Regions from separate parts of the Mus musculus genome. Here all the other regions are linked to region 1. Evidence: chromatin loops called from intact Hi-C (ENCODE). Cell type or tissue: left cerebral cortex. All regions are shown on one strand. Region 1 has its middle 44 kb from the start of Oxsm. Region 2 has its middle 140 kb from the start of Il3ra. Region 3 overlaps Top2b (topoisomerase (DNA) II beta).

The links. Peaks named below come from ENCODE experiments on the same cell type or tissue, not always from the same donor. Only the 100,000 strongest peaks of a DNase experiment are listed, where the experiment ranks them.
Region 2: it touches region 1 in a loop (4-fold over the local background); 3 of 42 quality-filtered maps call a loop at or near these places.
Region 3: a loop joins it to region 1, with 5 times the contacts of the local background. A loop is called at or near these places in 4 of 42 quality-filtered maps.

Annotation. Positions count from the first base shown.
Region 1 is chr14:16,195,798-16,203,797 of GRCm38, reverse strand. No RefSeq gene overlaps it. Among named protein-coding and RNA genes, the nearest start is that of Oxsm, 44 kb to the left of the region's middle. In left cerebral cortex, a CTCF peak has its summit at 7,080 (motif pointing right); DNase peaks (open chromatin) are centred at 2,631, 3,203 and 7,079.
Region 2 is chr14:14,478,370-14,486,369 of GRCm38, reverse strand. No RefSeq gene overlaps it. Among named protein-coding and RNA genes, the nearest start is that of Il3ra, 140 kb to the right of the region's middle. In left cerebral cortex, a CTCF peak has its summit at 4,340 (motif pointing left); a DNase peak (open chromatin) is centred at 4,333.
Region 3 is chr14:16,376,511-16,384,510 of GRCm38, reverse strand. It overlaps Top2b (topoisomerase (DNA) II beta), which reads right to left. Exons shown (of 36, transcript NM_009409.2): 2 at 1,294-1,449; 3 at 1-54. Among named protein-coding and RNA genes, the nearest start is that of Top2b, 15 kb to the right of the region's middle. In left cerebral cortex, a CTCF peak has its summit at 4,110; a DNase peak (open chromatin) is centred at 4,113.

The DNA of each region.
Region 1 (8,000 bases):
GACACCGTGCATCATTATGACAGTCAGAGGATAAGACAAGCAGCATCTACCAGATAATTTCTGCATCTGCTTCTTGACTTAGTCTTTTGGATTTATCTTCACTTTGATTTTATGTCTGAAAGCATTAGTAATAATAAACAAAATGAGTAACTAGGTTTTCATTTTACAGGCATCACATAAAAATTTTAAGTTACCGAGAAGAGAGGACACTAAAGAATTTTTTTTTTTTTTACTGTTTTATGTTTTGAGATGTGAGGTATGTGAACGTACTTATAAGTCATCTGGGATGACTGCCAGTTTACTTGTACTCATACCAGACTCTTCAGCCCTTCCAAACACTGTGTGCATGAGTTTCTGACTTTGATAAAATTATTCTCCCTGACTTTAGGGTCATGGGGCTGAATCTTGTTTTCAGTAGCTACTAAAACTCTTCCTTACCAGTTCCTAGTTTTTCTGTTGTCTCTGACCACATTATTCTGGCCCTACAGCCATGGATCCATATTAACATTTACATAAAACAATAGAAGTTTGGTTCGCTTTAGACTTTAAGATAATCTTCGATCTTAAAATGAGACAATTAGTGTCTATAAATTAAACACGACTGAATTATTTGACACAATTTTTCTTTAAATTTACAACTAATTCCCAACCTTGTAGAGTGATTGGCACTAATGTTTTCTATCCATATCTCCCCTTGAGAGAACAAAATAGATTCTAAGAACAAATAGATTCAGAAGTATTTGAAGACATGAACCCATCTACCCCTTAATTCCCAGGAGTTGCTCTGCAGTTTGAAGCAAGTGCAAGTCCGTTGTCCCTGCGTGCACGAGGTCTAAGCTGTATAGAGTTTGTAACATAGCAGCTGTTTAAGGAGAATCTTGTATCACACAGTACTAGAAGGACTTAAAGTGCAGATGGAAAGGAGGAACCTAGGTGCAAATCCCCTAGTGCACTGAGTGCACTGAGAGGAAACCATAGCTAGAGGGAACGCCAGAATCCCCCAGGGGTAAACATAGCTGCTTAGAGACTCAAAAGAACCCTGGTGGTACCAGACATTTCAATCAGCACAAACCTAATGTACAGATCTACTGGGAAGGTTCAGTGGCCAGCAAGAGCTCACCAGTGAACTGGTGGACATATGTGACTGTGTTAGTGTACATGTGTGTATATATCTGTATATGTACATGTGTGCATGTATGCACATGTGCACATATATAGAGAGATATATGTATGTGTACATGTGGATATATTTATGTCTGTATGCATTACATCATTTGGCTAAGAGTTCCAGGACAGCCAGGGCTATACAGAGAAACCCTGTCTCAAAAACCAAAACCAACCAACCAACCAACCAACCAAACAAACAAACAAACGTAGAAGACTAGTGTATAGTCAGGCAGGGACCATGCCTTTGATCTAGCATTTTCGAGGTAGAGGCAGGCAGTAATCTATACAGAAAGTTCTTGACCACCTGCAGTTACACAGGGAAACAGTCTCTTAAAAGAAATTAAAAAAGGAAAGGAGGGAAATCAAAGAAGAAAGGAAGGAAGGAAAAGAAAAAAAGAGAAATCAAGCAAGCAAGCAAACAGGAAAATAAATGTGTACAAAATCGAAGGTTATTTAAGGTATTTACTGTTAGTTGATTTTATGTTGATTTAAGAAAACATCTGAGACTCTAATTTTAAAGAAATATAGGTTTGTTTTAGGTGTGGTCCGGGAGGTTGGGTCTTTTATGACCAGGGACCACATCCCACATCCCACGTAGCCAGGAACATATGCTGCTTTGTGATAATGGAAAACCAAGAGGGTGAGTGTGTGCCTGGAGAGATGGTGAGAACAAGAGGAGATACCAAGCATCCAGCAGCAACTTCCCCTTCTAGCAGAATGCATAAGTTTACTCGTGAAGGCTCCCTCTGATGACCCATATAACCTTCCTCTGGCTCAGCTCCTAACACTCTTGAACTGATAATCAAGTGTCAACATGAGGCTGACCGTGGGATTCAGTAGTGATGCATATGCTTGGCATGTGCAAGGTCCTGAGTTCAATTGCTGATGCCCCCAGTAACTTTTCAAAATGAGTTCCAGAGGGGACAAGTCCTATTCACATTAGAGCAGGTGAATAATAACTATTTAAGAGAGACATAAAATCAGATATGCTAAGTATAAAATGATTAGTACATTCAAATTGGCTAGGCTAATTAAATAATTGAGTCTGACTACCTATAATTTTCTCAATTGCGTATTTATTCTTTTTATATCAATTGTGGCAGTGCAGCTATCAAAGATATTCATTTAGTCCCCGTGTCACAGTGTACTTTCTATACAACCCAGGCAGCTGCCACAGTTTACTGTAAAGAAAGATCTGGTCAGTGTGATTGCTCTGAGCCTGACAGCTTCTTCTGCCATAAGACGTGATTTGAATAGAAAGCCTTTGCTCAGAAACAATGAAGTTTAGCCTCATCAGTTAATCAAGAAGTGTGAGGCTGGGAGATGTGATTTCATCACGTGGAGAATGCCTGGTGCCCAATGGCACCTGCTTGCCAAATGTGGTCTTCCAGTAAAATTGTTCAATATGCCACCAGCTGGGATCTATGCAAACACTCCTGGATGTGTGCCAGGAGAGAGTGGGGGAGGGAGGGTCCAGCTGCCAGGGCTGCCCAACACAGGATTGAAAGGATCAAAACTGGAAGTGCTGCTTCCAGATAGCAGACCTCCGGGTTCAGCCAATTATGTAAATGCTGGGCAGCCAATTATGTAAATGAACGTGAAGCAGGGTTTATACTGTGCACTTTCAGACGAAGTCCCGGCTCTTATAAAGCCCACCCTGTGTCTAGACTACTTCAACTTTTAAGCTTCCTTTCCAGTTTTTGTTTTATTTTTCCCAACTTTTGGAGAAAAGCACTGTAAATACAGAAAGCAAGACCTTTCTCTGATGAATAACTCTCACAAAGACGCAAAGCCAGCAGAAACAACAGGATTTTAATCACTCGCTGTGCTATGCTTTAAAGCTCAGCAGGTATGAATTCTCCAGAGCTGGTTCAATAGATTTTTTTTAAACAAAGAAATGCCATGCATAATATTTTCTCTTTTGATTCCACAAAGCCAAACCAAACCACAGGATATTATGGATATGAACATTACATGGGGTTGCAAGAAGATCCCTCGGGTATTTGTGTTCACAAACTATCCTGAAGCCTTTTATGGCAGATGAGGAAAATAGATTGTAGAGAAGGGCATTTACTAAAAATAAAAACAGTTCTGAGCTCAGTCCTCAGGAATGGTTGGTGACAGAAAGTAGGTGGCTCTAGGGGACTAGACTTCCTGTGCAGATCCAGAGAGATCTGAAGTTCTGAGGAGAGACCCTCTACCCTAGATGCTGCAGCTACCCTACCCGGCAACTGTCAGGAGGAATCAGTGGGGGTCAAACGTACCAGCCCATGCTTTTGTCTCAGAAAGAGCTGCTGGTTGAAAACCTCAATTAGGGTTGGATGGAAAGACAGCTTAGCGGTTAAGACTGTCTGCCCCTTCAGCAGAGGACCTGAGTTCTATTCCCAGCATACACCCAAACTAATTTTGTTTCTTCTGTAGTGAAATAATTTTCCTCCCTTAAAAGATCCCTAGAAGACATATCTTGTGTATATCCTTAAAGTGGCTTCAGCCACAATAGTATGAGGGGCATGAAAGGACAAAATATAGTAGTTTCATTTTGGGAGTTCTGATACATAATCATCCAGTTATCACAGAGTTCTATACGGTATCTGCTATTCCCAGTTTAAAAAAAAAGGTTGCTTATTTTCTACTAAAAAGTTAGTGAAAACTCTCTCTCTCTCTCTCTCTCTCTCTCTCTCTCTCTCTCTCTCCTTTTGGTAATTTTGAGCCAGGGTCTCTGTATACAGATTTGGTGGTCCTGGAACTCACTATGTAAGTCAGACTGGCTTCAAATGAACAGACATCCTCTTGTCTCTCTGCCTTCTAAATGTTGGGATTAACAGCATATACAACCACATCTGGCTCCAGTTTCTTGAATTATCCTTTCAGAAAAAAATTATCAGAAGAATTTTACTTGAATACATTAATATTTAAGGCATTTAAAAGGTTAATTATAACTATAAGAAGTTATTAATAGATACATAATATTTAAAAAGTAAACTTATTTTAGGAACATTTGGAGTGAATAAAAAGACAAAATTTTGGATGCAATTGGCAGAGATTATTATGACTATAAAATACTTTATGTAAGCCTCATGATAAAAATAAAAACCTACATAATGTAAAGAGGCATGAATAAAAGCAAACCTTAATAAAGGAGCAATAAGAGAGAATGCCAGGTGTGGTACCTCACACTGGCAAAGAAATACTTGAAAAGCTGAGATAGGAAAATTACCATGAGTTAGAAGCCATAGGGCAACATAGTGAGTAGCAGGCCAGCCTGCATTACAGAGTAAGTAAGACCTTGTCTCGGCTGAGAAGGAAGAGACAGGAACAATTACCAATATGGCAATAGTACTTCTGTAATGTGGAGGTTTGATTGAGAAATGTCCTCATGTGCTCATGCACTTTAATTCTTGGTCCCCGGCTGGTGGAACTTTTTAGGAGGGCTTTAGAAAGAGGAGTGTTTCTAGACGGTTCTATGCAAGCTGCTGGAGGAGAACAGGCAACAATACTTTGACCCAGCTGTAAACATTCTAAACTACAAGACCACCTAGCCAGGCAAGATATGCCTTTTTGTGCAATAGTGGCACATGGTGATACCTAACTGGTCTCTGGAATGGAGGCCCATTCCACAAGGGAATACATGTTTAGTATGGTCAAAATATGTAGCTGAGGAAGTCGTAGGCCTAGAGGAAACACAATGCTATTGCTTAGCCAGGCAATACATACATAGAGTTAAACTGCTTTCTAAATACTTGTTTATATATAAATTATACATTTATAGACATGTTACTCCTAGACTTAGCCAGATAAGTTTCTCCTCCCAGTGAAGGGCTGTGAATACAGAGAATCATGGTTGTACAAAGTATTGAAAATGAGAGATGAGTGAGTGAGTGTCTAGCCCTAAATAAGACATTCATAATCACCCCCCCCCAAAGCTCAGAGACACCATGGAAGAAGGAGAGAATGGATGTATGAGTCAGATGGTAGGAAGAAGAGCTATAGATTTTCATCTTCTGAGTAACCATTGCAATGTTAAATTCATAGCAACTACATATACTTATACTGGATCTGCATAATTATGGGCCAGCATGGATGGAGGAGTGGCTCAGAATAGGGGGTGAGGTAACCATCATGACAACTCTTTCCTGTTTATAGATTCAGTGAGGAGAGGCTCATTACATTAAGTTGTGGACCCACTGGTGACCCTCTTGGGCATCATGGAGAGTTCTAATCCAATAGTCACACAGATGGCCCTAGTAAAACTAAACGGGTTATGAAACAAACCCAAAAGTCATGAATTTGGGTAAGGGACTAGTGGAGTGGGTGGAGTGGAAACTTCTGTATCCAAAGGTCTAGGCCTATGAGTGAATTCTCATATTCATAAGCTTTTGTTGTATAAACCCTGTTCACGGATTTAAAACTATTGGTTGAATAATGGTCAGTGAAAGCCAATTGCTGGAGAGATTAGAGGCAGGTGGGATTGGTTAGGAGTGGAGAAGACAGAGGAAAAAGAAGAGAGACCAGCAGAAGAAGGAGGAAGAATAATAAGAGAAAAGAGAGCTGTCATGAGAAGAGATTGACCATGAGAACATGGCCAGGAGAAACAGCAAGTATCTGAAGTATACTGCTGGGGAGGTAGCTGGGACAGCAGTTAGAAAAGTAGACTAGGAGTTATCCCAGTAATTGTTAAAGTTAAATAAAACAACCACAGTCTGAGTTTCATTCATTTGTAAGCTAGTTGGAGATAAGTTTTAAAAAGTTGTACTACATTCATGCTTAAGGGGCATGAGCCAGGCAAAGAAAGACAAACTGTTTGATCACACAGAAATGCAGAATATAGAAAATGAGAGAGGGGGAAGGGTGAGAGAGAGATGGAGGGAGGGAAGGAGTGAAGAAGAAGAAGAGGGAGAGGGAAAGAGGGAGAGAGAGAGAGAAAGAGGGAGAGGAGGAAGAGGAAGAAGAGGGTTGTAGAGTGGAGAGATTTATCAAGGTCCAAAGCTTGTTATAAGTGTGTTCCTGAACACGTATGTGCTGCACAGTTAACAGAGGTAACAACAGCACATGGTGTTCTTAAGAGTGTTAGCCTTTTAAATTATAATTTGTTATTTATATGTTTCTGTGTGGGTTTATGTGTGTCAATCAAGAAGTGGGTGCCAGATCGCAGTTGTGAAGTGGCCAACCTGAGAATTAGAAACTGAACTTGCGGGGCTAGAGAGATGGCTCAGTGGTTAAGAGCACTGATGGCTTTTCCTGAGGTTCTGAATTCAGTTCCCAGTAACTATAATATGGTGGCTCGTAACCATCTTTAATACGATTTGATGCCCTCTTCTGGTATGTCTGAAGACATCTACAGTGTACTCATATACGTAAGATAAATGAATAAATCTTAGAAAGGAAGAAAGAAAGAAAGAAAGAAAGAAAGAGAAAAAGAAAGAAAGAAAGAAAGAAAGAAAGAAAGAAAGAAAGAAAGAAAGAAAGAAAGAAAGAAACTGAACCTGGATTCTTTGTAAAAGCAGCAAATACTCTTCTTAACTGCTGAGCTGTCTCTCCAGCTCCAGAACTGTCAATTTTAAGGTTTATTGTCATATACAAGGGTCTCTATGAGAGATATTAGCATATGGATATGCTAACTACCTTGATTGCAGTAATCATTTCATAATATATACAGTGGTCAAAATGTTATGCTGTAAAGTTTAGATACACGCACTTTTAAATTCGTAAATAATATTGGCGGCACATGCTTTTAATTCCAGCAATTGGGAGGTAGAGGCAGGTGGATCTCAGTGTTGGTGACCAGTCTGCTCCACAGAGAGAGTTCCAGGCCAGCCAGGACCACATAGAAAAACCCTATCTTGAAAACAAAACAAAACAAAACAAAAAATCTTATGAACACTAAAGTAAAATAAATCCAAACGGCCACATGATGGAGCCAAAGCCTTGATGGTTAATAGGCCTTTCACTTAAACTGAACTAGTTTATTTTTAAAAATGTTTGAGTAAATGTTTCTTTGTCACGTTTTCAACATAACACTTTGTTTCTAACAATGTTTTTATGTCACAAGGTAGACCTGATTTGTCCTTATTCTTTCAAACTTGAAAAACTGTAATTTTTAAACCCCGTGTAGCATAGGCGTGGTGTGGTGCAAAAGGCACAATCATGTTTACTTATTAAGGACAAGACCAGCAGAATCCATGAAAAATGGAAATTCCATTCCTCAAAAAATTTCCCTATGGTGTCTCTCCAGCAAGAGACATTCACAAGTAGAAAGCTACTTGTGCCCTGCTTGAACAACACCCTCTATGTTTGCTGATACAGCTACTGAAAAGAGCCAATGAAAACCTGAAGACTCACTGGCTAAACTCTTTCATTTTACTCTCCAAATGAAACTGAGTTCTGGAGAAAAGCAGGACATGGATTGCAAGTTAGTGGGTACTAGAGATGTAATGTTTTGCTTTGCAGTTCTTGTAGACTTTAGCACGGACACTTGTTCAACAAATGTTCTCTAGTTTTTACTAGGCTTAGGACTGTGAATGCAGGTCTGGGAAATGAATTTTAAAGCAAAAACTGCCACCTTCTGGAACTGCAAATGCCACCAGCACTCACGGGTATCAGGGGCACAGAGCACAAAAACTCATGTGCTATGGAGGTCGAGAGTCATGAGTGTCGTTAGTTTTAAGAAGCATATTGTTTGTTTTAGAATATTTTGACTTTCCTTAAACATTATCCTTTTCTATAAGAAGAAATAAAGGGGAAGCAATATGTTTTCATTCTGGAGTTTTTTATATCAGCCCTCTAAGTTGGAGATCTGATTTTGGTAACCTTCAGTATTGGAGTGTTGATAAAAG
Region 2 (8,000 bases), 1.7 Mb after region 1:
AAGCTCATATAAGCTCACAGAAACTGAAGCAGCAAGCACAGGGCCTGCACGGGTCTGCTCCAGGTCCTCTGTGTAGATATTTTAGCTTTCAGTTTATTATTTTTACGGGACTTCTGAGTGTGCAAATAAGTGGGTCTGTGATTCTTGTGCCTTCTCTTGGGTTCTTTTCTTTCTGTTGGCTTGCTTTTGTCTAACTTTGATGTTTTAATCTTACTATATCGTATCTTGTTATTCTTTGTTGTTATCCTTTAGAAGCCTGTTCTTTCTTTCTTTCTTTCTCTCTTTCTTTCTTTCTTTCTTTCTTTCTTTCTTTCTTTCTTTCTTTTTCTTTTTTAAATGAGAGACAGAAAGGGAGTGGATCCAGAATGGAGGGAAGATGGTGAAGAACTGGGAGTAGTAAAAGGAGGAGAGACTATAAACAAGAAATATTATATGATAAAACAATTCATTTTCAAAAAAGGGGAGAAATTTCACCCAACTAAAAAAAATTTTTATGGTGATGTCTGCCTGTAATTTCTGCTCCCTGGAGGGTGAGGAGGGGAATCCCAAAGGTCAAGTCCAGCCTGAGCTACAGAATGAGGCTCTGTATCAGCTAAAAGTAAAGAAACAGATACTAACAAAAAGGGGTAGGAATTTAGGTCAGAGTGAGTTTTACCCAGTATGCTTGTGTTTGATCCTCAATGTTGGAAAAATTATTATATATAATAGTAATTCAAGTAATGATTTCTAAAAGCTTTTTGGGGTAAGGGATTTCAGCAGTGGCTGATATCAGAAACAGAATCCAATGTGTCTCCTTTTGGTAGACAATCACAAGCAGTAATAGACTGGCTAGCCTTTCTGGGCATGTACAATGTGTGAGGCCACAGGATCTCTTTGTATATGAGCTTTACCCTACTCCCCCCACCCAACCCCATCTGTGGATTAGGTTGCCTCAACATTCTCACTGAGGTTTAGAGGAAATCAATTCTTACACTTCAGCATATTGTAGAAACTACATACAATTCATGATCTTCTTTCTGCCCTATACTTTGATCTTTGCGGTGCTTACTTTCTGTGAAATAAAGTATACCCAGAAAAACAGGTTTTCTTTACACTTAGCAGAAAACTTTTGGAAGGATGTCCCATGAGAGGAACAAATGTTACAGTCTTGCTTGTTTCCTCAGTAACCGAAGTTATGCAAGTATTCATAAGTGGCTTCAAGTGAAGTTTATAGATCACCTAAATTCCTACCTGTCAGTGTGTATCCCCTGCATATTGCTTTGCTTCATGCAGAATTCACTCCAAGAAAACTGTTTCTCCCAATAATTTTCATCTTTATACAGGAGCGGGTGTGGAACTGGGCATCAGAAAATAAGAGCTGAGTTCTGAAAAGCAGGGACTCTGAGCAAAGTACAATCTCAAGAATGACATGTACATTCAAATGACAGAAGTGCCCTGGTCCATAGCTTCTGTTGGCAAATGAGATAGAGTCATTCTCTATTGTTTTTGCTTTTAATTTCTGCTTCTTCAACCCTCTAGTTTTAGAGAAGAGAGCCATGCCTTTTATTCTACCTCAACTATTTCTGTTCTAACATTTACTTATGGAAAAAAAGCATGTGTTCTGATTCAGAGTTGAACATGCTGTATATCTTGGCAACTCAAAGCAGCTGACCCTGGGCATAGAACATTCTCAGCAGGAAGTATGGATGACTGCAACCTGTGCTCTGATTAATCTTTTCATTTTATACACCTGTGTACCTAAGCCCAGAAATGGTATTGATCATTTTTAATGTGGGTCTTTCCACTTCAATTAATTTAATCAATGCAATCCCTTATAGCCTAGTTCAGATGCTAAATAATCCCTGACAGGAGTGTCTGTAGGTTTGTCCCAGGTAACTTCAGATCCTCAGTTGACAACACAATGCATGCCCCTATAAGACACCTTAGGCTAGCAAATGAAAACTTCAGTGCCAGCAATGGGTTACCTCTTTTGGAGTTGTTGCATACCGAGGCTTCATAGACCCATAACTATTATAGGTGGTTGATAGTGCTAGGAATTGTCTTCCAGAACTTAACAGTAAGGCACCACATACTCAAGTCCTAGAACATGAAGAAATCAAGGCGGTACTGATATGAAACCTTCATCCCCACTGGTTAGCTTTTGTACAGTGCTGGCAGGTGCTATGCTCAATACTTGTGGTGGTTTGAATATGTTTGGCCCAGGTGTAGAGGAATGGTTCTGATGCTTTGATTTCATCAGGAACTGTATTTAATGATGCTTAAAGACCTTGCCCCCAATTGGTCTTTAATCTGTCAATAAAGATGCCAGCATTCAGTGGGTGGGTGGAAAGAAAGAGGTGGGACTTCCAGATTCCCACAAGCTAGGAGGAGGGGAGGGCAGGAAGAGGAGAATAGAGATTCTTGGGGGAGACTCAGAATTTTAGGGGAAATCTTCTGAAATGTAGGCAGAAAAGGAAAGCACCCCACAGAAGGACAGCCCAAAATCATCTTGGGCAGCAAGATTAATGGTCTTCACAGAAGGTAACCTAGCAACTAAGCTGAGGGAAGATTTAGAGGTGCTGAACTAGGAGGAAAGGAACCAAGCAACTAAGCTGAGGGTAGATTCAGACATGTTGAGCTAGGAGTAAAGGAAAGGGCACACTAGCTACTGTAGGCTTAGAAGAGCTCAGCCACTGAGCCAATAAGGCAGGTTAAAAATGAACTAATGTGTTTGTGTCTTTCATCCATGGATCCAAGAGAACCTAAAGCAGGGTAGTAAAAACTACATGCTAGGAGGTTCGGCCTTGTTGGAGTAAGTGTGGCCTTGTAGGAAGTGCCACTGTGGGAATGGGCTTTGAGACCTCCCTGCCTGGAAGGTTGTCTCTTCTTGGTTGCCTTCAGATCAGGATATAGAACTCCTAGCTCCTCCAGTATCATGTCTGCCTGCATGCTGCCATGCTTCCTGTCATGATGGTAATGGACTGAACCTCTGAAAGTGTAAGCCAGCCCCAATGTAATGTTTACCTTTATAAGAGTTGCCATGGTCATAGTGTCTTTTCACAGCAATGGACCCTCACTAAGACAATACTGGAGGAGAAAGTAATTATCAAATTTACCCAACTATGAATAATGTGAGCTGTAGTGATGATGGCAAGATGACCGCTGGTATAATAGTGGCATGAATATCATAGGAGTAACCAACTGTTAAGAACAAAACTAAAAACCATTTTGTGTAACTTAGAAACCATTTTTTTGTGTGTGTAACTTAAAAAGCCATGTTATGTGACTTGAAATACTCCGATGCCCAAGCTTACTACCAGGCTTCTCTGACAAGGCCTCAGAAGCAAGGCCTTGGTGGGCTACTGAGAATTTGGCTATGAACCTAGCCCATGACTGATATAATATGCTAATGAACTAACCCACAGGTAGTCTTGATGTACTAGTTTGTCACTGTGAGCTGTGAACCCTGATAGAGCTATGCTATTACCCATTGAAATGATAACAGAAATCGGAACTTTGGGAATGGTCTGTAGGATGATACTGCTATATTCTGAGACACTGTGTTGATACCCATCAGCAAGAAGACTAAAGACTGAGGCCCTGGCCTTAGTGACTGTTGAACTTCCAGTACTGTTGCTGGGCTCACACAGTCCTGCTTGTCAGAGATAGCTGCTGCCCAGGACTCTTGTGGATCTTCTGGATGTCCAACAGTGCCAGCCTCTGACCTGTCACAGCTGAAGGACTTCATGGCAGACATGGGTAGACCCTGCCAGCTTTTGAAGTATCTTTGCTAGAGAATATGCCCCAGTGGAACCCTGCAGCAGCATTTCTGTCCAAGCAAGTGCTCCCTGCTTGGTAAGATGTCTGTTTAACCTTTATACTTGCATAATTTTATCAGGAAAGTTTGTGTGAATAAACTGAATGTATTTGAAAGAAAGAAAGAAAAATCCTGTATGGACATCCTAATTTCTGAGAGCCTTATAGCTCATAGGCCACACTATCTGCACCAACTACTTTTTGATTGGATTTATATCCACCCCACAAAAATGAAATCCTTTATATATTGGAGAACCTGTGACTAGACTGGATAAAGACCACAGGAGATCATTCTGTTCAACCAATGTAATATCACACTGACTCGTAATGACTTACCATTATACCCATAGATTAATGCATCTCTCAGTTCTCATCTGAAAAGCCTCCATTTTCAGTAAATTGTGATTAACATAGACACCTACAACTTTCCAAAGTGTCATGTGTTTTGATTAGTTTAATTAATGTAACTCTTCAATGCAGTCAGCAAGAAGTCTCTCTCCTCTTTTAGACAGTCTAAAAGGGTGAATGGCTGCCACCTTGTGTTCAGAGTCACAAAAGCACCTGCAGCATTTGGAAGCAACACACATTCTTTTCTGTCTAGTCTAGTGACACATTTACTTTCCATTCCCAAGGCCAATCTATAACTGTTTGAATGAGATAAAAAAAAAACAGTAATATTTGTAGGAAAAACGTACACTCAATTAATGGATATCTTGGACTACAGCAGACTATGACCCATTTACATGTGCATCTTCTGACTTAATTAGTTTTATAAAATGTGATACTAAAACACCAAAAGTTCAGAGGAAGCTATGGGCAGCAGGATACCTTACAACCTTGAGGAATTTTGCTCTGTCTTATAAAGTAATGGAATTTTTAACAATAATAATTTGATTTAACTTTTAGTTCTAAGATATATATAATGGCTCTAGGTATGGTATATGTCTAGTAACTATTTGTGGTCCATTTTTAAAATCTAAATGAGCAAAACAAAATCATCTGACTTACAGGGTTTTGAGAGGATTGAATTGTAAAGTTTCCTTTGGTCACTATATGTACTATTTACAGATATTGATATCAGTGAAAAGAAATATATTAATAAAAATAAAGCCCATTCAGTCCTGAAAAGGCAGCTAGAGCATAAAAGCAAACAGCCTAGGGTAGGTTAGATCACTGGGCGTCATTGGGCTGACAAAACATTCTGTAAAGAATTGTCTCCTAAACACATTAAAATTCATAGGCCATTTCCATAATCCTAACTATTCCATGAAAGCTAGTAGATTTGTAAAACATAACAAAACAAAAATAATAGTTTAAAACTAATTGTTTACACTTTATATTTTAAACTTGAAGACTTGTTCTTGCAGCCATACACAAACAGCTTTTCTTTTGCCTGGTTATCACCCTGTCAAGACTCTAATGCCAGTACTGTAGGTGCTTGTGAATTGAGTGAAGTGGACTTTAAAGTCCTGACAGGCAGGACTGGTTTGGTAAAGAGTTTCTAAGGCTGCGAGTATGGATGAGCATCTTCCACCTCCTGCAGTCTGGATTTGTCACCACCTGCGGTCATTTGCTATTTCCAGTCTGCACATCTGTTGCTGCTTGAGGCCATTGCTCGTGGTGATGGCTAGAAGAAATCCCACAGATGTCCTCAGCACACACAAGGTCTTTACAATTAGTGACCAGTTTCCTTGTCTGATGGCCTCTGTGGGCCTAAGAGTGCTCTTAAACAAAATAAAAAGTCATCTTGCAGTTTGCAGCAAGACCATTTCTTGTGAGTGATTTGGGGTGTCGCCTCTCCTGAGTCAGAACGTGGGGGAGTGAGCCCTCATGTTGTGGGTCTTTCATTTCATGCATTGACCGGGAAACACGACCACCCCTCACACCCAAGAACTGACTTGGAGGCATGGGGATCCCCTCTGGAATGTATGCATGCCGGCCGGTGACGTGTGCTTATTGTGTTGGTTTGTTTGTCTGTGTCTTGTCCTTTGTTTCTGAAGCATGGCGCAGTCTGAGTTTGGATCCACCTGAGTTTGGTTTCTCTGGTGTTTGTAGATGATGGGGTTTTCTGAAACACACGCTTGGTATTTGCAGCTGTCCTTTCGGGCCATAAGGACCGCAGGACTGTGGTCACCACAGACTGCCACCCTGGGGGACGCCCTGGGAAGTAGGGAGAGCCAGGGACATCTGGTAATCTCCAGAGATCAGTCAGAGGGACCAAGTTCTGTTTATGAAGTGGAATCTTACCCTTCCAAAATCATCTAATTCTTTTGCCTGCTTGTGGAGCACGAGAAAGGGTCGCATGTGTCTGGATCTGTTGGTTTCTGTTTTGTGTGTTTTTGTGTATGTTTTTAGAGCTATGTGAATATCTGAGATGAGCTAGTATGGCTGAAGAAGCCCTGCTAGGAGCGAATTGTAAACACTGCTCTTAAAGGGATCAAGCCCTGCTAGGAGCTGATTGTAAACGCTGCTCTTAAAGGGACCAGCAGCTTCTCAAGTTCTATGGTAAAGGAACTGATGGCTGTTTTTCCTACAAAAATCTCTGTGCTTGTGATTATTAGATTCATCAGATGACAAGGTGCTCCGCTCTTGAAATTACAGCTAGAAAAATTAAGCTTTTTGTTTGGTTTAAATAAGCAAATGTATGCAGCCATTTCCTTTTCGTTTCTGAATGGTTTTAAAGGTATAAATGTTTTATATGTCTTGGTTATAGATTGTTGGCTCATAAGTTATTGGTTAGGATTAAAAATTTGTAACAGTATGCACAGTTTAAGAAATACTTACAGTTAATGCAAAGCTCAGAGCAGCCTCAGAGAGGCTTGTCCTTGTCCGGACCCAGGATCTTGCCTGGAGCCTGCTTCTTTTGTTCCACCCCAAGATTGGAGTTACTGCCTTGGCCTGCTTTCCTATTACAGCCTAAAGATTGAGGCTTGTTTCCTTGTCCTTGGCCAATGTCAGATTCCTGCCTAGTGGCATTCCATAGATCTCTCCTCAAAGCATTCCATAAAGAATACATCTAGTATATTTATAAACAGCACTTCTATGGGAGAGAAGTATATGTGACTAGATCACATGTTTGTTCTTTTGAGTTGCCTCCTACTTCAACACAGATAATCGAATAGTGTACTGTAGCCAGTGTTTTAAAATGTTAAAACATAAAGCTTTAATTTGTATATTAATAGTATATATATATATATATATATATATATATATATATGTATGGAGAGAGAGAGAGAGAGAGACAGAGAGAGAGTGTGTGCTCAGAGTTTACAATTGCTTCAAACTGTTCATCCTTCAGATACTATGAATTTGCAATTTTGCAATTGTTTATGCATATACAACTCATAAGAACACAAAAATAACTGGCCATATAACCTTGTTCTTTACATCATCAAAATAGTAATGGCTTAAGATAATACTTTAGTATTTAAAAAAATCTGTATGTCAAATTGTAAAAAATTGTTCTCAATGTCTTCAGTTTCTACCTGTTTTCACATAATGGTGTTAATTTTTGAGGACTTATACGTAATTATTTAAAATGGATACTCTTATTTCTGATTAAATAAATAATTAATTAAATAAAATATGCACATGTGACTATTTAATACCTTTTCAGGTTTTCTAGTTACAACTGCTCTACAAGAGAAACAACTGAAAGTCACTGTCTGTGTTAATTTTTTAAATAGACTTGGTGTTCCAAATCAGATTAAAACAGATATTAAAACTGACTATTACAGTCAAGTATTTGAGATGTTTTGTCAACAATTTAATAATTCTCAAAGACATGGTATTGTGGAACTTTAAAAACTCTATCTTCTTAAAAAACAAAGAAGGGGGGAATTATATCCCCATGCACATTATTTAAATCACATTTTTATTTTTAAAAATTTAAAATTTGGATGACAAAAAACTTACTAAATGCTCCATAGTATCCTAAAACTAGACAGAATTATGTCTAGGTGAGATGAAAAGGATCCACTTATTGACACATGGCATGAGCCTGTTCAGATATTTAATATGGGGGAAGGGGGCAATGTTTCTGTTTTTTTCCACAGAATGCTGCAGGAGCATGATAGCTTCCAGAATGATTCATGTGACAGGCTGACCTGTGAGTTCCTGAGTGCCCTGACAGTGGTGACAAGAAAGCTGTGTTGAGCACACAGGAAAAGAGGAATGGGGCAAGCAGCCACTTGCAAGTAAGATGA
Region 3 (8,000 bases), 180 kb before region 1:
AAAGGTGACCTCCCTGCAGTTCATCCCTACATCTTCATCATACACCCACATTAGCTGTGTCAGGAGAATGATTCAAAACAGTTTTATTACACCACAAATTCTTAACTCCAAGTTTATATACCATAAACCCACACACTCAACAAGTTACGTTGATACACATCTATAATCTCAACACTCAGAGAAAGCTGAGGAAAGACAACTACCACAATTTGATGCTAATCTGGGCTACATGCAAATCAATGCTAGTCAGAACTACAAAGTAAAACCCAGTCTCAAAAACAAAACAAAACAACAACAACAAAAAAAAAACCAGTAAAACAAAACAAAATCAAATACAAACAAAGAAAACTAAAAATCCATATTGTCAGTTACTCTATTTAAAACAGGCATTCAAAGTAAACCTGAAGTCAAGTCCTGTAGTCTCACAATAAACTTAAATAACTAAAATTGAAAAGTTGTTCAAGTTGCATTGCTTGTATTTTATTCACATGTAGGTCAGCTGTAATATAAGTCTGTAACTCAGTAACAGTTTGTGCTGAGCCAAGTATAAGGCGCTGGGCTCAATCCCCAGTGTCCAACAAAACACCTCTAACTTCAGTTTCTCTGCTCGTTTCATAAAGAGTTAAGAGTCCTAATTCTAACCATTCTACAGCAGATGGGAACCCCAAATCAAATTCTTAAGGCCTAGAAATTTCTGTTCTCTGTCAACAACTATGGATCCCTAGAAATAATACCTACATAATGTTTAAAATAATGAAGAACATTTATTTACTTTCTACTTTCACTTCAAAATTTATCTATATTCTATAGAAAAATATAGCAGAGTAAAACAATAAAAGTCTAACTTTGGACTTCCCAAAAATGTTAAATCAAGCAGAATAATATATGTAAGCCAAAGCCACAGTAAACATAAATAAATCAGCTCTAGAAGGTATCACTATTGAAGTAAACCACAGCACACACTATGTTAAACTTTTAACCAATTCTTATGGCACCATTTTATTCTACACTTTTATATTCTGATGTCCTTATCTCCATAAGCAATGAACAGATTTCCAGTTCTCCTAGGTCTCTCTCAGGGTTCATCTTGGTTAGGTTTGTTTGGTTTTCTTGTTTGTGAGTTTCAGGCCCAGAGTCTCGCGCATTGTCTTAGCTCCTCTGTCCTTCTTAATCATGATCATAAACAGACATAAAGTCGCAGACTTACAAACTACATAACCATGCCTTTATTAAAATATTTAAAAAGAAGATATGCATATCCTCTAATCTCAATCAATTTTAGCAAGTAATTACCTGTGTCAGTGGCTCCACTGATCCAATGTATGTATCAGGACGAAGGAGAATGTGCTCCAGTTGGGTCTTCTTCTGGTACACTCTCTCAACAGACAACTTCTTAGTAGAGTCATTTTTGTTTGCTGTCTCCAACTCTTCCTTTTTTGTAGCATTGTTCTGTTAGAAAAATCATCTAAATTAAATTTAAATATCCTAAACCAAGGGGCAAACAAAAATGTATATGGAGACATGACCTGGGATCCATCTTTCAGTCTTACTAATGTTACCTATCACTAGCACTTAGACAACCTTATACTGATCAGAATTAGTAGAGCAGGTCCCAGCTCTCTAAGATATCAAGGTAATGTTTTGTGTTCCCCAAAACTTCCCAAAGGATTCACGTTGCTGTCAGGTTACAGAATCAGAATAAAAACTGAATGGCTCTGAGGGTCACACAAAATAGTCGATGTAGTTAATAAATACAATATGGCCAAGATTATCATGGTTAGAAAGTGCTCAGGTTGCTCATCTTAGTAGATCATGCCAGTTTCAGTTGAGGTTGACCTAATACTAAAGCATCTATAGATTCATTCCTCTGCCAGTTCCAATGATATAGAGCTAAGTAATGGTAACTATTTCTACAACATCTGAGAACCAAACCAAACTTCTAAGTCTAAAGACTCCCCCTTTTCTTCACAGCAACAGAGCATTTCCTTCTTAGATTAGTCAGCTTTGGGGAATGCTGACTAATATGGCATCTTATTAATAAAGGAAATTAGGATGGCCTATTTTCAGTTTCTTAATATAAACATAATATCATGTCATAAATTAAATCTTTAAAATGTCACTATATATGTTGCAAAATAAAAATCTATGCCTTTTGAGTAATCTAAACAAACATACCAAAATAGGACTTGTAACAGAAAAACCTTAGGGAATTCAAATATTAACTGTAATTTCTTAAGGTCATGAATTTATTTATATATATATATATAGGCACTTAATAATGTTTAAAATACTAATTTTACTGAATTTTGCTATAGTCATATTTTCTTTCATTTATATACTTATCTATTAATAGTGCTAATTCACTTAAAAATAGCTTTGTACAAAAGAAAATAATTCCATAAGGTTTCCATACTCTATTTCTGTCAAGAGTTTGATGATAAACTAAATGGCCAAAAAGATGAACTATTACAATGGTTTTTTTGTTTGTTTGTTTGTTTGGTTTTTGTTTTTTTTGGGGGGGGGTTGTTTTTTTGGTTTTTTTTTTTTTTTTTTTTTTGGTTTTTGAGACATGGTTTCTCTGTATAGCCCTGGCTGTCCTGGAACTCACTTTGTATACCAGGCTGACCTTGAACTCAGAAATCTGCCTGCCTCTGCCTCTGCCTCCCCAGTGTTAGAATTAAAGGCGTGCACTACCACGCCCGGCTTACGATGTTTATAGCAATAAACTATTTGTAAAATGCATACTGTGATGGGATTGTCAATCTAATGAAATGTAGAATAACCTAGAAGACAAAATTTGTGGATGTATCTGTGAGGATGTTTCAAGAACAGTTTAACAAAAATGGAAAAAAGCTACCCTGACTGTGAGCAGCTTATGTAAAGTAAATACACTAGGAGAAAACAAGGACATCACCAGCACTATGCTTCCTGAATGCACATGTAATATGATCAATCAGCTTGCAGTATGGCCTGGTCCCACAGTTAGAGCCACTCTCACACCTGTCTTCCCCTCTGAACTGCCCAGAGTTACCCCCATTTTGTCCTGGATTTAACTAACATCTCCCAACTGGGAACATTTTCATGTAGCTGCAGCTACCATTTTGGTGGTCCATTGTTTACAAGGTAATTATTGTCTGTTGTAATCAAATGAACTGGACCCTCCACTCTAATCTCTGTCCTCTTCAAGCTTTGTTCTCAGGTATTTTATCACAGCAAAGAGAGAAGTAATAACCTATACAGGTCCTCAGAATAGTTAGCACAAAGATCATAATCACTAAAATCATTCTCTAATTACTTTAAAATGTGAGACATATTAATTCAAAGGAAGGTAATTTTCTATCAATAACTTAGAAAGGCGTCTCAATGCATGTGACTATTGGCATAAAGGTTGCAAACCTATAACAAGCACATAGGGAAAAAAAACTTTCTCATCAAGTTTATAACTCTAAAACATACATCAAAATGAAAATATTTTCAATATTAAGTCAACCTGAAGTCAGTGTCTACATAATTTAGATTTTGAAATTTGCCTTAGGAGTTTTTGCTAAACTGCACTGATAACTGGAGATGGACAGCATCTCAAAACATTTTCAACAAGTTAACCACATTCCTGCACCTTCTTAACAAATGGTTGCCACCACCACCACCCTACCTTCTATCTACTCCCAAATGGATATAAGAGAAAAAGAGGTGAGAATCTAACCTATCAAGTTCAAAGAATTAAACCTTAAAAATCAGAACACATAGTTTAATGTCAACAAGACTGAAGTTTAGGAAACCCCAAACCCCCTTCCCTACTGAAACACAGACTAAACTGTAATAAATGAATCACTCGTCCTTGTAAGAAATCCAGAGACTGCTTAAGAGGTCCTGTCTCTTGAGTGAAAAATACAAAACCACATCCACGCCCAGGAGCCCTCTCTGCAAGGCAGGACGGGAGGAAATGCAACTTCTTTCCCAGAGTTTTCCCTTCAAAGGGAAAGTAGAAGTGCTACCACAGGGACTGTTTGCTGTCTTTCTTGAATCTAGCACTGGCAACAGTAGCTGAACTGAGAACAAAGGAAATCAAAATGATTTAGTCCAGCACCCAGAGTCTGTAGTTCTAAGGATAGACATTAGGTGGAGCTCTAGTACCATGGCTTATTACAGTGTGTGTGAGAGGACACAGTAGGGCAGAGGAGTTGCCCAGACTGTTCCCTAAATAAAGATACAGACAATGCTCTTCCATGAACAAGCCCAGAGACGCTACACCCCTAGAAATGGCTTGCAAAGTCTCGTGACTCTCTGAATGGACTAACTAGCTGCAGAAACCACCCAGACTAGAACCAGACTGTTAAGAAGAGCTAACCCTGAGAGAAAGCAACACAAATAAATAAAAGGGGAAGCACACACACACACACACACACACACACACACACACACACACACAAAACCTTCCAAGGGATAGACTTAAATCTCCATGGGCTGTGGGTGCTCCCATCTGTAATCCTAGAACTTGAGAAATTAAGGCAGAAGGACTGCTATAAATAAAGTTTAGACTAGGCTTAGAGAAGATGTTGAGGGGAGGGGAGAAGAGTGGAGGGAAAGGAGGGGAGGGGACAGGAGAAGACAGGAGAGAAAGAGAAAAGGAAAAAATAATGGTAACAAGAAGATAAAGGAAAGGGAGAGATGGAGGTAAGAAGCAGCTCAGGGAACTGTCCAGATACACAACAAAACCAGAAAATCAGCAAAATAGTAAACAAAATGAGATAAACAGAAAATAAATGAAAAGACTCAAACATTGTTACTAAAACTGAAGAATAACTTAAAATATATGAAGACTCAACTTGGCCAATCACAAGAAAAAATAGTAACTATGAAGAAAGAAATGACAATGACAAAGGAACCACCAAAGAAAGAATTAAGAAAAATTAAAAGAACTTGACTCACAGGCTATCATCAGTCAAACAGAATGTTACACAATGTCTAAAGGAGAAGATAAAAATAGGAAGAACTTTCCAAATATGAGGAGAGAAATTGACAAATTTAAGAAGTTCACAGTCAAGCAAGCACAAACCTAAGGAACCTGTACTAAGATACATAATCAAACTGCCAACGCCATGGATAAGCCATAGGCCCATCCAGGGGGCAATGAGTTCAATTCCCAATCTCATAAAAAAAAAAGTCACGAGGGAGAGAATCCTGACAGCAATACAAGAAAACAATTCTCATATACTAAGGAGTTCTATTAGTTTCCCATCAGTTACTGCACAGATACAGACTAAAACGTTTTTTGTAAACTATTTAAGAATCAAAGAAGAAATCATAAAATAACTTAGGAAATATATGGGGATAAATAAAAGCAAAAAAAAAAAAAAAAGACGTCAAAACTTACAGGATCAAGACAAAGTGGTACCACATTTAAATTTTTAAAATGAAGATGCTGAACCAATAGCATACATTAAGAAACTATGCATAGAACTAAATCTAAAATTAATAGACAGGAGTCTATTAAGATTCAAGTCCCTCAGCCTTACTGTTGCCTCCCTTACAGAAGTTCCTTTGGCATGAGAATAAATTGGAAAAGAGAATGCTTACTAAAAAAAAAAAAAAAAAAGAGTCATCAAATAATATACACTATATACAATTAATACACTGCCTAAAATTCCAGAGGAGAAAGATCAACCAAAGGCCAAGTAACTAGTCATGTAGAGTGTACACATGATGGCTGTAGGAGCAGAAATGAGGAATGCCAGTGACTGAAGTGTTCATACAAGTAGTTAGACTGTATGCTACCTATCATACTTTATCTAGGACTTCATTACCATCTAATCACCAAGACCACTTCTGAGAGACTTGCCTCATTTGTAACCAAAATGGTCCCTGTTCGTTCTACCTGGACCTGAGGCAACTTAAACTAGGTTTGTCCTCAGTTGCAGCCAAGTGTAACATATGTACAATAAATCATGTCATTTTGACATCTCAGAGGAAAGATTTTTTTTAGATGCTTAAAGTCAATGAAAGCAAGAGTTGTGGTTTTTTGTTTTTTAAAATCAACAAAATACACAAATGTTTTTTATGGTTTAAGTGTGCAATTATCTCACACAGGCTCATGTTTCAAATGACAGTTCTCAAGCTACTAGTATTATATTGGGAGGATGTAGAACCTTGAGGAGGTGGGTACTAGCCTGCATAAACAGGTCAGTAGAAGCAGGCCACTAAAGGCTACACTTATTGGTACTAACCTCAGCCCTGAGAATGATTCTGTCACATACTCTGTGCGCCTCCCTGCTATAAAAGACTGAAATTTCTTAAAACCGTGAACCAAAGTAAATCTCCTCCGTGAAGCCGTTTCTGTCAGGTATTTTGGTCACAGCAATGCAAAAGTAACTCACTCTGAAACTGGAACCAGAGAAGCACAGTCACTGCTGTGTTTAAACCTGAATCTGGCTTAGTCTTGTTGAGCTGATTTATGGGAGCAAATTGCAAGAGGTTTGCTATGTAAACTAGAGAAATCCCAAAATGCTATAAGCAGAGCTTAATGGATACTTCAAGTAGAAGTTCAAAAAGATCAGAATGATAATAGAAAAGTAGACAGTGAAGTCTGAAACCAAAGTTTCAGGTGCAAACAAGGACTCTGTTGGAAATTGTAACCATTCCTGTTACAACTGGCAAAGAATTTCTGCATATTTTGCAGCATCCTGGTGTTGTAGACTGCTGCTTGTTTGTTATGCTCCCTCAGGAGTGCCCATATTCAGGTGTAGTCAGGTGAAATCTTAATTAGTCAGATAAGGCTTGAGCCTGTAATTGGGCAGTGGAAGGGAAGGTGGAGCTGAAAGTTTTAGAGAGGGGACAGAGAGACAGAGAGGAGGAAGATGGAGACAAGATGGAACCTAAAGAAGATGAACCAGATCTAAGTGGCCTAAAGAGCCACAGATAGTAATGGATACCATAGCAGGACAACTGAGTGACATAGGGTACATTTGCCCCATCTACTAAGTGTGTAGCATGTATTTATATCAATTGAGTTTTGAGTTCTTTATGTGGGTATTTTGGGGTTTTAAGAGTTACTGTTATAAATCAGAATGATAAATTACAAGCCTCTAGGGTTTTCATTTACTGGATTACTGGGATTTGTGACAGCTAGCCACAGGGGATAGATGACTTGGAAATGGGAAATTCAAGGGGTTCAGAGGTAGGCTAGCCTCAGAAGCCTGGGAAAACCTCGGCTTGCAGCTCCCAATTGGGGAGGGGAGACTGTGAAGACGGCATTAGCATGGAATTTATTTTTTTAATAATTACACGCTACATTCTGAAAATCTGAAGGAGGCTTAATTTAATGGACTAATAATTTAGCAGAGCAATTTTCAAAAAGGCAGAAATATTTGGGATGTGGCATGGTTGTTGCTAGCAAATTAATATTAGCCAGCCTTTCAAAGGAGGAAAAAAATGTGATTTGTCCAGAAAAGGAGCATTAGCAAAACCAAGAGCTCATAAGAGTTAAGAAGAGAGATTAGAAGTGTTAAATGAAACTAAGCAATTTACACACCAGGACGATAACAATTGTTGGCAAAACTCTACCCATCAGCTGGGCGGTGGTGCATGCCTTTAGTCCCAGCACTTGGGAGGCAGAGACAGGCGGATTTCTGAGTTCGAGGCCAGCCTCATCTACAAAGTGAGTCCCAGGACAGCCAGGGCTATACAGAGAAACCCTGTCTCAAAAAACAAAACAAAACAAAAAAACAAAAACAAAAACAAACAAACAAAAAACTCCACCCATCACAGGCTCCAGCATGCTGTGCTTACTTGGGCCCTCTAGAAAGTGTTTCGCAGGCTTAGCTGTCTAGGAACTCAAAGGCCACTACAGCTGTGGTCCAAAATGGCCAAGCTACATCTAAAACTATGATTCTGTTTTTACAAATATTCAGAATGTAGGGGCTACAGAATCATAGAATATCCCATCAAGAATTTGAGAAACGCCTATAAAACAGCAAAGCCTGACAGAAGGTCACCTATAAGAG